Linked DNA regions of Homo sapiens: region 1 is linked to region 2. Evidence: chromatin loops called from intact Hi-C (ENCODE). Cell type or tissue: ascending aorta. All regions are shown on one strand. Region 1 holds the start of ARHGEF11 (Rho guanine nucleotide exchange factor 11). Region 2 holds the start of ETV3 (ETS variant transcription factor 3).

What was found. A loop is a pair of places that touch in the nucleus more often than their neighbours do. Peaks named below come from ENCODE experiments on the same cell type or tissue, not always from the same donor. Only the 100,000 strongest peaks of a DNase experiment are listed, where the experiment ranks them.
Region 1: a loop joins it to region 2, with 3 times the contacts of the local background. A loop is called at or near these places in 7 of 110 quality-filtered maps.

What each region holds. Positions count from the first base shown.
Region 1 is chr1:157,042,111-157,050,110 of GRCh38, forward strand. ARHGEF11 (Rho guanine nucleotide exchange factor 11) reads right to left here and starts at 3,632. Exons shown (of 41, transcript NM_198236.3): 1 at 2,189-3,632. The coding sequence starts at 2,220. LOC102724222 (a long non-coding RNA gene) reads right to left here. Exons shown (of 3, transcript XR_426851.4): 3 at 7,990-8,000. RefSeq lists a silencer at 3,543-3,842. In ascending aorta, no CTCF peak of the experiment used is centred here; a DNase peak (open chromatin) is centred at 3,791; H3K4me3 peaks cover 4,688 bases; H3K27ac peaks cover 1,992 bases.
Region 2 is chr1:157,134,608-157,142,607 of GRCh38, forward strand. ETV3 (ETS variant transcription factor 3) reads right to left here and starts at 3,788. Exons shown (of 5, transcript NM_001145312.3): 1 at 3,709-3,788; 2 at 1,700-1,758; 3 at 864-1,101. The coding sequence starts at 1,745. RefSeq lists silencers at 3,526-3,715, 3,560-3,895, 3,946-4,315 and an enhancer at 4,247-4,852. In ascending aorta, no CTCF peak of the experiment used is centred here; a DNase peak (open chromatin) is centred at 3,844; H3K4me3 peaks cover 3,288 bases; H3K27ac peaks cover 2,118 bases.

The DNA of each region.
Region 1 (8,000 bases), 92 kb before region 2:
TGTCTGAAGGGGATCTGAGTCCTACCACTCTTAATGGGGAAGAGAATCAGGCAGGGTGGAGGTGAGGAATACCCTTACCCTGCAAAGCTGCACTATCTTACAAGAGAAAATAGTGCTTTAACTATAGGACTTACAGGTATGAGCCCCAAGACTGAACCCCCAAGGTAGGAGCCCCAAGACAGAAAAGTAGAAGGGAAGACCTTGACTGCTGACGGGCACTTTACCCTACTACCAAAGAGAAAGGAGAAAACGGTGCCCCACACATTCTACAGGACCAGTACAGAAGCCTAGTTAGACATGATGGGGCAATGAAAGAGCTACAGATTCAGACTCAGAAGACCTGTGTTTGAGTCTTTGAGTCCAGATTCTGCCACTAGCCAGGCAAGATGGCACTGGGCAAGCCAGGTAGCCTCTCTGAGCCTCAGTTTCCCCTTCTGTGAAACATGAATAATAACCTCTGATGCTTCTGTCTACCTCACACAGAACCACTGTGAGATTCAAATGAGATATGTTCTACGAAAGCACTTAGGAAACTGTAATGTGCTGGGCAAATCCTGAGATTTTTATCTATGAGGATATCCAAACCCCCAGGAGTGTCTCACATCAACCCAGGAAGGCTCACCGCCTCCTCCTTCTTGCACGCCCCCAAAACTTGGGTTCCCATCTTCTCAAATCCTTGCATTTACCAGAAAGAGTTCACCATCCAAATCTTAAAAAGGCAAGTGCACTAATTCTCAAACTCCAAGAGGATGAAAAGGGAAGAAGGGCAGCCATGTAAACCATTCCAATTCCTCACCTTGACACACCTCAGTTCTCCCTTTCCAAGGGTCAAACTGCAGAGAGGCCAACAGAAAGGAGGAAGGAGGTCTGAACTGGCCGTACATCCTTTGTGGCTGTCTGCCTCCTCTTCTCCACTGCCAAGTCAGTTCCCATCTAGGGACTGCTGAACTAATCTAAATGGGACTCTGAGGCAATACAGAGATTAGTGCTTGAGAGAGAGAGATTATATGCATTTTAGGCCACATTCCACAACCAAAAGGAAATTATTATTAGCATGGATAACCGAAGGTGGACTGGGCATGGAGGGAACAATTGCTCCCTTGCAAATATTCTTCCCTATCTCTCCAATAATATTTTTTTCCAGGCCCAGTCCTTTCATTTGCTTGTTCAGTCCTTCAACCACCCATCTATCCAGTTAGGATGTGTGCAGTGCCCACAAAACACACCCCCCACAGCAAGGTTCTCATGGGGAGAAGCGTTGAGGAGGGGTAGGGGAGGGAAGGAAAAGGCAGACACCTTACAAAGTTGTACCAATCATTTGGAGGTAAGAATTGCAACCACACAGTAACATTACCAGTGATAGAGGTGGCTGGGCAGACTCTTGGGGCAAGGGGTGTCATGTGTTCAGACTCTGAGGGCCAGTGCTGCTGCCCAGCAGGCCTACGAGCCCAAAACAATTTCTTCTGGCTCCAGGCAGAGGGAAGGCCCATTTTGCAGAGTCAAGCTTATTAAGAACAGCTTGGAAGATTAAACCTAGAGCATCAGCCGGTTGGCAGGTCTCAATTCAAACTCTAAGCTTGGAGGAGAGGAAATTCTAATGTGATCTATGCATTTTGGGACCATGTCAGCTACTGGTAAAAATCCAGACTTGCATGGGTGCAAAGGATGTTTCTGTCCCATCATTCAGGCCAAGAACATCCTCTTCATTTCTAGAAATGGGATCCACCCCGTCACCAAGCCCCACCATTCCATACCAACCAGCCTGGTGGAGGCCCACGCCTCTGCCAGGGCCCTTCTCCCAGCAGCTCCAACACCTAAAGCCAGTCCCCCTAGTGCAACCCTAGGAGCTCACAAGACTGGCTTGCCCCCACCTGAGACTAGCAAGTTGGGTGGACTCAAATTCAGCCTCTACCCTGGCAAAAGTCAAAAGCCACTGGAAGCACATCCTCCTCCTTTCCCTCTCCTGGCTTCACTGTTTATTGCTTATATTCAAAAGACGCTGAATCAAGAGCTATGTTTTTGCACATAACCACATAGGCTGACAGTCCCCAGAGACTAATGCTCCTAGCCCACCAATTCCCATAGCCCACCCAGACCCCTATTTTCAACCATTTATTAAAATGCAACACCACCCCTCCCAGTCTTTCCTTTAGTCAATGTTGAAAAATCAAATTATTAGCAAACCTACCTGTCTATACTCTGGGGTAACCTTACACTCATGGTTTCTCGGTGTCTCCACGGTTCCAGAATCCTGTAGCTTTGGTGTCTTGATCAGGATTGAATCGCTTGCAATTTTTGAGCAAGGTGAGAGGAGGGCCTCCCAACTTGAAGATAGAATCCTTTCTCCTCCAGCTCTCAGGACCCTGGTAACTGATGCTCCACTCTACTTCTACCAGTGAACATGATTTCCTTTCTCAGCCCCTCTTCCCCTCCCCCGCTTTAAAAAAAAAGAAAAGAAAAGAAAAAAGAAAAAAAAAGGAAAAGAGGAAAAACTACGACCTTCTCAGAAACCAAAAACCCAGCCACGAATCTCTTCAAGGTTAGCACTATGGCCAAAAAAAAATGAATCACAGAAAAATGTGCCTTCAAAATATCACTGTTAACTGCAAAGTACAGATAAAACCATCCTTTAAATCCAGCTTTCTCAGCTGTCCTTCTGTTGGCAAGAGACCCTCTAGCTCAAAGGGGGAAAGTAATTTTCTAGTCTCCAATGCTTAATATGACAACAGCAAATATCTTTGAGGAAAGGAAAAAAAAAAGGATTAATAAATCCGAAATGGCACTTGGAAAAATTCTTTCGGCTGATTTGTACAGTAAAATAATAAATAAAACCATACAATAGTATGTACACAACAGCACTCCTTCCAAGTCCAGTGCAACCCTGGGAACCAAAATTTATGGACTTCCTTAAAAAAAAAAAAGCTTTTACATTAAATGTTTTGAAATTCTTAAATGAGCCAATTGCACCAAAAAAAAAAATAAAATAAAAATCAAAGAACACCTGAAATGCAATGCTTTTTACCTTTAAGATGGTAGTAATGATAACAAACCAGAGATAATCTCTGAAAATATTCTCTCCTTTTCTTTTTCCTTTAAACTTGCAGGTTCCTCCACCTACCCCAGCCTGATTCTCAGACCCAGCCTACGTTCGGCCTTTTTCTGAAAGACAATTTCCTGAGTTAGTTCTGCTGTTGGGCTCCTCCACATCCAGGCTCCGAAATTTTCTCTTGCCTCAGCCTCCATGAAACGGAGATTTCGCTTCCTCCCGTTCCCCCTTCTCTCTCCCTCTCTCTCGCCCGGCCAGAAAGACGGCTCCCTTATTATTCGTTCGGATTATTATTGTGGATTTGAGTTCGAGGTGGGTTTTTCTTCCACACCAGACTCCTGGAAAATCCGATCGCCTGTCTCCTCTCGGCCTCTCCTTGCCTCCCTTTCCGCCCCTCGCCTAATCTCGCAGGCAGGAGCCCGCAGTGCCTCGCGCAGGACGCCCGGCCGGGCCTCGGGCTCCCGGCGCCGCTCGCCCCGCGCCCGACCGCCGTGTTCCGGCCTTCGCGGCCGCTCGGGACGCCAGGCTCGGCGCACAGGGAAGGCTGCGGCGGCTGCGGCAGGCCGGCACGAGCGGGCGTCCGACTGCCGGCGTCGCGGCCGCGCTCGCCTCCTTCCGGGCCCCTTCCCCCTCGGTTCGCCGCTCGCTCGGGCGCAGGCCCGGCCGGCCGCCCCCCTTCCCTCCCTCCTTCCCTGCGAGCCTTTCTCCTTCCCTCGCTCCCGCGGGGCGGGGCCGCAGGCTCCTCCTCCTCGCTGCGCTGCCCGCCGCCCGCCGGCCTTTCCCCTCACGCCGCGGCGGCCGGGGGCGGGGGCGGGAAGCTGACCGCCTTTCCCTGCCTCGGTTCCCGCGGCCGCGACTCCCGCCGACCGGCCCGCCCCTGTCCCGGCCTCCCTGCGCGCCCTGCCCCCCACAACCCTTTGCCGTCGCTCCTCGGCCGGTCCCCTCTGCGGCCCCTCAGTCGCCGGCCCTGCCCCTCGGCGCGGCCTAGCGGGTTCCCATCTCAGCCGGATCCCCGGCCCGGCCCGCGGGCGACCCCGGCCCTGACCCCGCCAGGCACCGCGCGCCGTCCCCGCCGCCGCCACCGCCACCGCCACCCCTGCCGCCTTTTCGCCGCTTTTCCTCGGCTGCTTTTCCCCCTTTTATTGACTTCTGCTCGGGAGCCGACCTTTGTTTCCTACCCCCTGCCCGCCCAGCCACCGTGCCCGCGCCCCGTGCCCCTGCCCACGGGTGCAGGTTTACCTCTTTGCGTCCACCGGCATTACCCCGGCGCCCGCAGCTGCGGCTCACCCTCTCTCCACCTCTCTTCTGATCTTATTTTTCAAACATTTGTTGCGGCCTCCTTCGTGGTGTCAGTTCTTTTAACTGTTTCCTCCCGTTTCTGTGGTCCTTCCCACTTCTAATACCACCGACTTAGGGGGAAGACCCTTCGCTGTTTCCTCTCGGGTTGGGTTGGGCATCTTAATAGCAGGCTGTGTGAAGTGTCTTTGAACTCTATGGAAGAGCCTTTCCAGAGCAATTCTATTTTCATAACCCCCTCTCATAGAATCACAGTTTCTAAATCTTTACAAGTAACGTGACATTTGTCAGAAGGTGCCGAGCGTTATGATTAAAAATCATTAAGGCCGAGGCGGGGCCTGAGGTCAGGAGTTCGAGACCATCCTGGGCCAACATGGTGAAACCCCCCCCCTCTACTAAAAATACAAAACTAGCCGTACGTGGTGGCGCGTGCCTGTAATCCCAGCTACTCGGTAGGCTAGGGCACGAGAATCGCTTGAACCCGGGAGGCGGAGCTTGCAGTGAGCCGAGATTGCGCCACTGCACTCCAGTCTGGGCAACAGAGCGAGACTCCGTCTCAAAAAACTAATAATAATAAAATTTTTTTTAAAAAATTATTAAAATAAAAAAACTCTCACTAGGATTGGGGAGTGGACTTTGCCTTCTTGCCTAGGTAAATGCCATTGTAAAATACTCTGCAGGCAGTGGGGTGTTTGCATAAGTTCTCTCCTTTCACACTACCTGGATTGTTCTGGGAGGGGGTGGATATGTATATGTAAATTATCTATACACATTCGTGAGCTCTGGAGTGACCTCACCAGTGTTAGAAGTGGTAGATATGCAAATTGCAAGAGGAAAAAGAAACGAATAAGCATCAGTTGAAGACCTACTATGAACCAGGAACTTTCCCTTTAATGTATATCAGGTATAGGTTGGCAAATAAAAGAACCTGCTTCCTTCACCCTGTCTCCACCAACCCCTAGGCCAGAACTCCCCAAAACAGGTGATCTGCCCAGCATTTGAAGCACAGTCTAGATTGTTGCTGACTTAATTGTGTCTTTCTTTCCCATACTACCCGCAAAAATGATGCTCTCAAATGTGGACACTGCTCTGTGGTGACAGACCACTGGTTGCCACACATTTTAAAATAATGTTTTCTTGGCCAGGTGCGGTGGCTCACGCCTGTAATCCCAGCACTTTGGGAGACCGAGGCGAGTGGATCACCTCAAGTCAGAAGTTCGAGACCAGCCTGGCCAACATGGTGAAACCCCGTCTCTACTAAAAATACAAAAAATTAGCTGGGTATGGTGGGGAGCGCCTGTAATCCTAGCTACTCCGGAGGTTGAGGCAGGAGAATCGCTTGAACCCGGGAGGCAGAGGTTGCAATCAGCCAAGATTGCGCCACTGCACACCAGCCTGGGTGACGAGTGAAACTCCATCTCAAAATGATAATAATAATGATAATGTGTTCTTAATATATGTAATATTTTTAAAGCAAGTATTTACATATATTTTATTACATATCTTATACAACATTGCCTAGTGTAGAAATATTAAAAGGTTGAAATTTAAAAATGAACATTTTTTAAATCATGCTTTTTGGTGAAAGTTAATTGCTGTCATAACTGGAAAAGATGCTTGCCAAAGATAGGTAGATTCAAACAGAAGAAGTATGCCCTTGATTGCATTTATTAAATCATGATACTTATTTTCCAATCCCATTCATCAACAATGCAAAGACTTCTAATTGAAATTCAACTAGTAAATTTATATCTTAAGTCAATCCTTCTTGAATGATTGGAAGGTGTTACATTTTTATATTCTTAACAAATGGGTTCCAGCCATTAAGAAATTTCATTTAACTTTAAAAAATAGGTTTTCAAATTCTGTTTCCTAATTTTTCAGTGTGCAAAGGTTTTGATAGGTGAAACCATTGTTTTTGGTAATTAAAAAAATCACAATATTGGAACCATTTCCAGTCATCCGTCTTCAAAATACTTTTTCCTAAAGTATGTGTTTCTTTAGAAAAGCAGTGACTTCCTCGCTCGTAGATAGACTGTCATCTTAACCTTGAAGGGACAGCTTGAAGGGACAGATTAAGCGGTGTTTTTGTTGTTTGTTTTTGTTTTTGCAAGTAAGTGCTAGGTAGCATACTCTTGACAGCCATTTCTCATCATAGAACACTGAAATAAAACTGTGCATCTCCTCCATGTTCAGTATTTCATTTTAGGCTTTCCCCAGGAGATTGTTAATCTGCACAGCAAAGATTTTCATGGTCATTCTCTGTCATTACAAAGAATTGTAAAGTTTGTAGCAGTTAACAGGCTTGTTTTTGTCTGGTGGGTGGCGTACATCATGAAGAAAATGAACGTCAATGGTGATGTTACCTCTGGTTCTTGGAACCTCCTCATATACTGTGTGTGACAGATGACTTCTGACATAGTGACTGAGTGAGAATGCCATGTCATTAGTGTTAGTAAAACCTAATTATTTTTGCTATAATTAAATACTATTATGAGTGCATTCTTTTTTTTTTTTTTTTTTTTTTTTTGAGACGGAGTCTCGCTCTGTCGCCGAGACTGGAGTGCAGTGGCACAATCTTGGCTCACTGCAAGCTCCGCCTCCCAGGTTCACACCATTCTCTTGCCTCAGCCTCCCGAGTAGCTGGGACTACAGGCGCCCGCCACCACGCCCGGCTAATTTTTTGTATTTTTAGTAGAGATGGGGTTTCACTGTGTTAGCCATGATGGTCTCGATCTCCTGACCTCGTGATCCACCCGCCTCGGCCATGAGTGCATTCTTAAGTATTTTCCTCAAGCATCTCCTTGAACACTCCACTTTGAAGATTATGAGGGTGGCTTTAGTAAGATAGAGTTCCCTGAAGTTAGTTGGCCATTTAAGTAAACTGCAAGTCTCAGGTTAAAAAACAAAATAGATTAGATTGTGTCCTAGACAGACTGGGTTGTAGGAATCTGGAGGCAGCTGGTGATCAATGGAAAGAGCTAGACTAGACTAGGAGTCCGGAGAACTAGATAACTTTGTGAACTGCCATCTGCAGTTTGTAAGGATTTAATATGAACAAGCCTGGGCTCTGTAAGCTATAGAGTGCTGGGCAGGAAAATCAGGATAAATCTTAGGGAGCGTTACCTTAAAACAACCTTGTCCAACCTGGGGCCTGCAGGCCACATGTGGCCGAGGACAACTTGGAATGCAGCCCAACACAAATTCATAAACTTTCTTAAAACATTATGAGATTTTTTAAAAGCTCATTAGCTATCGTTAGTGTTAGTGTATTTTACTTGTGGCCCAAGACAATTCTTCTTCCAGTGTGGCCCAGGGAAGCCAAAAGATTAGACACCTCTGCCTTAAATGAACATAGTCCTTTGAACTTTTTTCCCACAGAACTCTATCAATAGATGAATCCTTTTCTCTGCCCAACATCCTGGGGAATAGGTAGGGCACTAGTTGTTATGTCTTTACATTAAGGTTAAGGAAACTATGGCACAGAGAAGTTTTAGGTGATCTGCATGAAATCCCATTAATTGATAGATTGAGGCTAGAATTCATACCTGATTATCTTTAAGTAGTGAGAAGCAAAGAAAAAGGTGGGTAGGTGGGTATGGTCAGCTTTTATTTCTGGGAGAGATTCTAGAAACTCAATGCTTGATTGAATAGCTGA
Region 2 (8,000 bases):
ACAAATCACTAGGGAGACCTGATGTGGTTAGTCTGGAGGCCTAAGCTCAAAAGACAGACAAAGGAATGTACAACTGTTTTATGGTGGCAGGTCAAACAATGGCATGCCCTGATCTGGAAAACAGCAGCTAGTGTGGCCCGCCTCACCTTCAAAGACTCAAAGGGATGTGAAAGAATACAGCAAAGCCACTGTACAGAGTTTACATTTCAGGTCAGGAGAACTTCAATTATCTGGAACCTTTAGTCTTACATCTATGCAGTAGCAGAGGTCATAAACTGCCTTCTAGCCCCTTGAGGGCTAAAGGACTATGAAATGTAAGACCGACAAGGGGAAAAAAGAACCTGAGAAAACTTATAGTGATCAATCTTTAGACATATTGCAGCAGGCTATGGACAACCTGAGCTCACAGACACAGTTCCGGAATAGATAGGTCAGTATCACTGAATCTTCCTCCCGTGACTTGCTTCATCCTTTTCTAAGTTTCTTTCAGGGAAGCCCAAAGAAAGAAATTCTAACAGATTCTAATAGAGAAGTCTAAACTAATCCTTTGGATTATAAATGAACTCCAATCCATGTTTCACCATATACTCTCGCCCACTACAGAGCAGAATCAGCTGTCTGTCAGGATCCAGTGCCAGCCACATTGGAATCCCCTCCTACGTATAACCAAAGATATGCCTTTTCTCCTCCTGTGCCTATGCTACTCACATTCAACAGCTCTTCTACTCCCACTTTAAAGTGACACATTATTCACTAAGATAGTGTAGTCTTTTATTACCTGATACCCTTTTTATCTAGCATTCACCAAACAGCTTAGTCTCCTTCCAATCTGTTAACACAGATTTGGGAATCCTTTTCCTTACCTGAGGGCCCGGCTCAGCTTGTCATAATTCATCTGTGGTTTGCATTTCCTGCGGCCCCAGAGGCGGGCCACCTCATCTGGATCCTTGATGACAAATTCCCCGTACTCTCCCTGCTGCCAGGCGATGACATGGCGGAACTCTTCCTTCTGCAGCAGCTCCAGGATGAAGTGCCACAGCTGGATCTGCCGGGAGCCTGGGGATGACTCTGTTTTGTAGGCCCAGTCAGGAAACTGATACCCTTTCATGTGAGAAGGTCAAGATTAAGCTAGTTAAGAGGTAGGTACATACATACCAGCAACCCCAACTGCACATTCCACTGCTCAGAATCTAGAGTGCTTTGCAAACATGCTGTAAGTACTCTCAGTCAGCTGGGCCTAACCACAATGGGGAGAGGAAAGCACAGAGAAGTCACCTATCCTTGTGGCAATCATTAAATCTGATAAGAGTTGGGCAGCAGCAACCAGATGTCCTAAGCTGACCTTTTCATACATTACTAAATACACCTACTTTCTGTGAGGACATAAAAGTGCTAAAGGGAACAAACAGGAAAGATAAACTAATGTTTCAGGAAAATACAGCTGAAAACTCCTTTTCCCTAAGGTTGGAACTGTGTCTCTGACAGCAAAGAGACTCTAAAGCTTAGGATATGGGTGTGGTGACCAGACATGTTAAATATACATCCATAGGAAACAAGCCTACAACTGTCCTGCCAGTATCCACCTAGCCAAGAGAGTGTCAGTCATGGTCTGACATTTGTGAACAGAGCTCAAGTGGAGAGGACAGGAACCACTGAGGGAAGCTTCCAGGTACATCAGAGATGATTAACTTCTGCTCACCTCCACCTCCTTCTGGCTTTTCCACGATGCTACAGCCGGCTTTCATTTTCACCCGCCTGCTGAGAGACACAAGCCACACAATTACTTTAAGATGCTATTTATTTAGTATCCTCTCAAAAGTTTTCTGGCAGTCTCTCCCCAAACTTCCTTTCCCCTGTTCTTCTTTCCGTATGCAACTCTCTTTCTTTCAAACATGTCACCTCCAAACTGCTACTCCCCAAGTTATCAAATGATGGGCCTCAGGTCATCAGCTTCAAAAGCCATAATTATCTCTCACCTGACTTTAAACCACAAAGTGTAAACACTGTCTTTAATATTTGTTTTCCTCCTCCTGACCAACCCTTCAAATGTAAAAAAATAAAAATAAAAAAGGAAGGTACAGTGAAATGGGTCCAAAAACGCAGCCAAAACAAGTCAAACAGTTTGTCTTCTATTACTAGACAAGCCCACATGCCAAGATACACAAGCCTGAGTTCACCAAGATGTACCAGTTTAAAGGATGAAAAAATCCCAAATCCATCTGATTCCCACTCAAGAATGAACATCTGATTTTGATTTATTTTACTGAATTATGTGAGATAGAAGGAAGATTCTTCCCAGCCACAAACTGCTCCCTCCCCCTTGAAAAATACCCTGGGATACAGGAAGTAAACACACCATATGTACATTTACTCTATTCAAAAAACACACACAAACTCTCAAAAATTTTTTGAGAAAAATTATACATTTTCTCCATTTAACAGGAAGGGGTGAAAAGCAGGCATTTCTGAAGCCCTTCTGGCCAGTGAGTGGAAGGAGTCTTGCTGCGATTTGAATTCATTCCATCCAGATTTACAGTTCCTCAATAAATTTCCTGTTCCTCCCAGCAAGGAGCTTTGTGTTAATCACTTAGCAAAAAGGAGGGAGGGGTGAAACTGCCAGAGGGACATGGAGGGAGGGCAGATCTACCCTCGCTGTTCCCCAGGGTGGATGACAGGCCCTCAGCATCCACATTAGCAGGCATCTGGAGAGAATGCCTAAGTGGCCCCCGCGTAGGGACAAATTCCTTATCTTGGAAATTTCACCTAACCTAGGATTTCTCTAGATCTTTTGAATATTTTTTCTCACCAAACACATTAAGGAGACCAGCAAGTGTCAGTCTACAAAACTACTAGCGGCCGAGGACAAGATAAACACCCCAAAGGAAGGAGCAGACAAGGAAAAACACACACACACACACACACACACACACACACTCTCACACACACACGAGATACATAATAACGAGGCACCGGGGCTGAGGCAGGAGCTTCCTCTTCCACCTTAGTGACAATGAGGGAGGAAAAACACGAATTTCCCCACTGCTCCAGGAAGCTGCCCTGGACTCTTAACTCCTAGGATGCGCTGTCAGATCGCGAGGCCTTTTACCCTGCCACAGAACTCCCTCCAACCATCACGACCCTGGGGTCCAAATCCCGTTGCAACGATAACCTGACAAGGAAACCCTCTCTTGACACTCCAGCTCTCCAATTTTCCCCATAAAAGTCCCTTTCCCAGGAGCCCTGGGGCGCCTCTGCACGCCTTTCGCATATTCACTGCAAGGACACTTCCATCCAAGTAGGGCCACTCGTCTCAACTCTGCAAACCACAGGACCCCTGCCCTTCCTCTGATCGCGACCACTCCCCGAAGAGTGAGGCATGCACAGTCTGGCGCTGCGGGTTTCCCGCAGCAGCTCCGGGTCCTGGCTTCCACAGCCCCCAGAACCTCCTTGCCATTCACCTCCCGGGCCGGGCTTCCCTTAACCGTGGCCTCAGGGCTGCGCGGGGCCACCGCATGAACGCTGCCCTGGGTCCCTGTCGCCCCTCAGACAGACACGGGATCCCACCCTCCCCCGCCCCCCGCACTGGGTGAGGCCCAGCTGGGTGGGTACGCGGCCTGGCGGCCGGCCCCGATTCCAGGGACGCCGTCCCCGCCAGGGTCCCGGATCCAACCCAGACACCCCGGCGGCCGAGGCGAGGCCGGGACTCACCTCTTCCCGGCACGGTCCGTCTTCGGTCCGGTCTCCTCCGCGGCGTCTCCGGCTCCTCCTCATCCACCCCAGCAGGAAGTGACCTCCTCGGCTGCTTTCGTCACTTCCATCCTCAGCAGAGAGGGCGGGGGAGGAGGAGGCGCCCTCCCGCCGGTTCCCAGCCTCACCTCGCCGCACCCAGCAGCGTCTCCCTTTCCTTTCTCCTTTCAGCAGACGCCGACTTCCGCCCGCACTCCTCCCCCTGCGCGCTCCTCCCGGCCCGCATCCCGCGCATCCGCCCCGGCACGGCCCGTGCGTCACGCTGCGGGGGCACGTTACGCACGCTCGTGGCGGGCGGCCGGCCCGGTCCGCTGCTGGGCCAGGGTCCTCCAGACGCCGAGGGGTGACGCGGCGCGAGGGGGTGCTGAGCTGCTATACGCTTCCCCCGCCAGTCCTGCGCCGTGAGGCAGAACGGACTTTGCGGGGCGAGGCGCTGCCCCGGGGTCCCACCTCCCGGGGGAGGGGACCTCGCAGACCCCACAGGAAGGCCCAGGCGCCGGGAAACAGTCTCTCCCACACAACAGAGAGGCGGCCCGTCTTTCTCCAGAAATGGGCCCTGCGACCTCCCAGAGTGGGGATCCCTCACAATGGGAAGACGGGACCCGCAGACTTCAGACGCAATTTCCCTACCCTTTAAGAAAGGGCCCTTTCATATACGTATGAAAGAAACCGCAAAGCTTTCTCTGAAGCACGTCGCTTTGGCATTTCCTCCCTGGGAAGACTGGGGGGCATGACCGCTTCCCCGCTAGTTCCCACCCCACTGCATTTAGTCTTAATTCGTCCCAGTCTAAGCAGCTTGCAAGTCCTCTCCCTAAGTCATTAAAACGCGTGTCCCCTTTTGGTTTTACCTTTTGTTCCTGCTCGGGCAATTTGTCTGTCCAAAGCATGATTTTTTCTTCCTTTAGAGGCTCATTAAGGATAAAGAATCTCAAGCAGTTCAGCTTTATCTGCAGTCCCACCCCTGTAAATCTGAGTGGTGTCCAGGCATAGTTTCACTCCAGAGGCAGAAGAAAGGGAGTAGTGAGGATCAGTAAAGGTTAAAGAATTTAGAATAAATACGAGCGTGGGGGAGGTGAAGAAGAGAGATGGGATTGAAGGAGAATTGAAGATCAATTTTGATCAAATGGATCAAAACTTTGTACCTCTGCTCTAGTAAGACCTTTGCACCGTCTCTGCCACATGGGACTTGGAGATATTAGTTGTTACAAAAATTGCTTCCAGTTTTGAATGTGCTACTAGTCACTGTGTAGCTCTTGATAAATTAATTAGTAAATTGGCTCCCTCTGGCCTAAAATTACCTTACCTGTTTTTTAAAAAAGATAACATTGTTGTGTCTTTTCTAGTTAGAACTTCCTACTCTGTAGGTGAACAAAATAAGGAGCAGAACTTAAACACCATAGAGAGGGTTACCGATACCTGCAACTAGTCCACTAGCTCTTTGTAGGAACTGTCTATATATTCTTTGCATCTTGTGCATGGTACCTAGAACGGCAACTTACATGTAGATATCAGATGTTTGCTAGAACATTCCTTTAAAATATTGGGGTTCGGCTAAACGGAAATTAAGTCCTTGTGCCTTCATCTACTAGCTTTGTGACCTTAGTTAAGTGACTTAACTTCTCTGTGTCAGTTCCTCATCTATGTGAACATAATACCTACAGTATCTACTGATGTGATTGTTATTAGATGTGTTAATACATGTAGAGTGGTTAGAACAGAGAATGGTATATTTTAAATATGGCAGATGAAAAATGTTGGCAAAGATAATAATCATAAGAATCATTCTTATGAGAATCCTCAATTTCTCATACCACCCATGCAAATCTTAGTAATTGTTACAACTCAGAAACCAGGGTGATCGGGAATGAGTAGTTTCTTCTGAAAGTCTGAAATTGCTCATCTTTGGCTCATAGCTCAAATGGTCATGGTTAGAGCCAGCATGGTTGACTCCAAGGAGCCTGTGCTCTACAAAGGGCCAGGAGTCAGAGTATAGGGACTCTTTCTGCATATTTTTACTCAAGCCAGACTCCTAGGGTTCTCTGCTGCTGCTTCTCTAATTAACGTCACAAAGGATGTCTTGAGTAAACACAATCAACAGAGATAAACAAGTCTCTCTACCTGGCTGGAGTCTAAATTGATATATTGAGAAATGTTTATATTCCAGCAGAACTCAACATTAAGTTTTTACATTAAGAGTCTAATCACTGGCCTGAAACTCTAGAGGTGAATTTGGGTTTGATGAAGGCAACTGGAGATTACCTAATAATTAGTGGGTCTGAATAAATGAGTTGTGGCTGGGATCCTCTCTTGTGGTGGTAGGATCTGGGGACATTAGGATGGCCAGGGACTAATGGCGCAGCATACCCAATGCCCCTATCCACCATTTCCTTCACCATGGCACTGCTGCCTTCTCCATCTGCTGCAAACAGGTTTTCAAAACGTGGAGATTTTTCATGTTCCTGAAATAGGGAGAGCATGAGCTTTCTGAAAAGCGTGGGGGTGGAAACACTTAAGACACTTAGCATAAAAGTCAAGACAGGTTGTAATCTCTCTTGAATTTCCACTTGCTCAAAGCTGTCTTTGTCCACTGACATTACCTTCCTACCCCCTTCCCGCCCATCTTTACAATTGTTCCATATGTCTAGAATAAGTTTCTGTTCTAAATCTAATGCTCTCAATTCCACTGTCACCACAGCACAGCCATTTCACTGCTTCTTAAATTAAAAAAAGAGAAAGGAAATAATTTCTAAAAGTATTTTTCTTCGGAAAAACCCTTTCTGGATTGTTGTGTGTGAGCGTGTGCATTTCTTCCCTGGCTTGTGCTTCTTTATTGACCCCATTTTCATTTATATGCTCCACACCCTAAACTAACCTGGACATGTATATGATGTGAATGCTTTCCTCTCTACTCTTGTAGTAGATGACTGTCTTATTCTACCATCTGTATGTCACAGAAGTATTTGTTCTTCCTAGTGGGTTTGTCTTAGATTGCAGGCCCTCAGGGGTTACAGCCACAGTCAGTAGGTCCTCACACTGCCCAGAGCAGTTCCCTGTCATCATTTGAGATGTCTCATGATGATAATTTCCTTCTCTGCTATCATGTATGCTGATGGGCTGATGCTGATGAGCTTCTGTCTCCTCCCTCAGTCTCCACTAAGTCTCCCAGTAAAAGGCTGGTGACCTCTTTCCCCCAGTTTGTTTTCACTAAACTTGGATTCAGAAGACCTGAGTTTCAGTCCTAGTTCTGTCCTTTGCTAACTCTGTTCTCTGACAAGCCACTGACCTCTGAGGTCCAGCCTTCTCATCTCTAAAAGGGGACGCTATTGATGTCCCTGATAAGGACATAAATGAATAGCAGCTGTGGAGCACTTGTAAACTCTGAAACCCTTTACAAAGCTCAAGGATGTTGATTACGCTTGCTGCCATCCCAGACCTCGCACTGTTCTTTAATACCAACAATTCAAACTTTACAGCAATTTTCACCTCATTTCGCAAGCTTTGAGTGGGGATTTAATGTTTTAGATTTGGGTAGGAATCTAATTCTCAGGACAAAATTCTTTTTTAGAATTTAGGTTCTGGAAGAGTTTCTTATCTAGGCACTATTTTATGAGGCCTAGCTTGAGGCGATACATTGTAATTACTCTGTGCTTCAGTTTCCCCATCCAGAGAATGACCATAATAAGGATTTCCAGAAGGAAAAATAGTATAACATTAAAACATTATTGATGAAATAAAAGAGTGAATGGCAAATATGAAATTGATTTATTCTCACCCTTTGTGACTCAGTTTCCCCTTCAGTAAAGTGAAGATAAATTCTTATAAGAAAGAAAACTTTATTATTTGCATTTTACCACAGTGGACTCCAGTAGCTCATAAGATCTTGTGTTTTGGTTTATTTTTCCCATCAACTCAAGGTTGTTGTGAGGATAGAGGAATTAATGTCAGTAACATGATTGGGGATCCCCAGACTAAAGGTTAAATGAGTCCAAAGCAGAAGTAACTTTGCCCAAAGTTACAGCTCAACCAGAAGGAGCAGAGAGTCTGACTGTTTACTTAGCAGTGACTTGGGGACTCAAGGACTCTCCCCAATTCCACGTCCATCACAGTCCACAAATACCCCTTCCTCTCATTTCCCTTTTTCAGGTGTTGGTTCCCCTCTCTCAAATCAGTGCAAAGGAGAGGGTAGTGAGAGATCACGAAGGAACAGAATGGGAGACAGGATTAACATGAGGAAATGACCATTTAAGCTATTT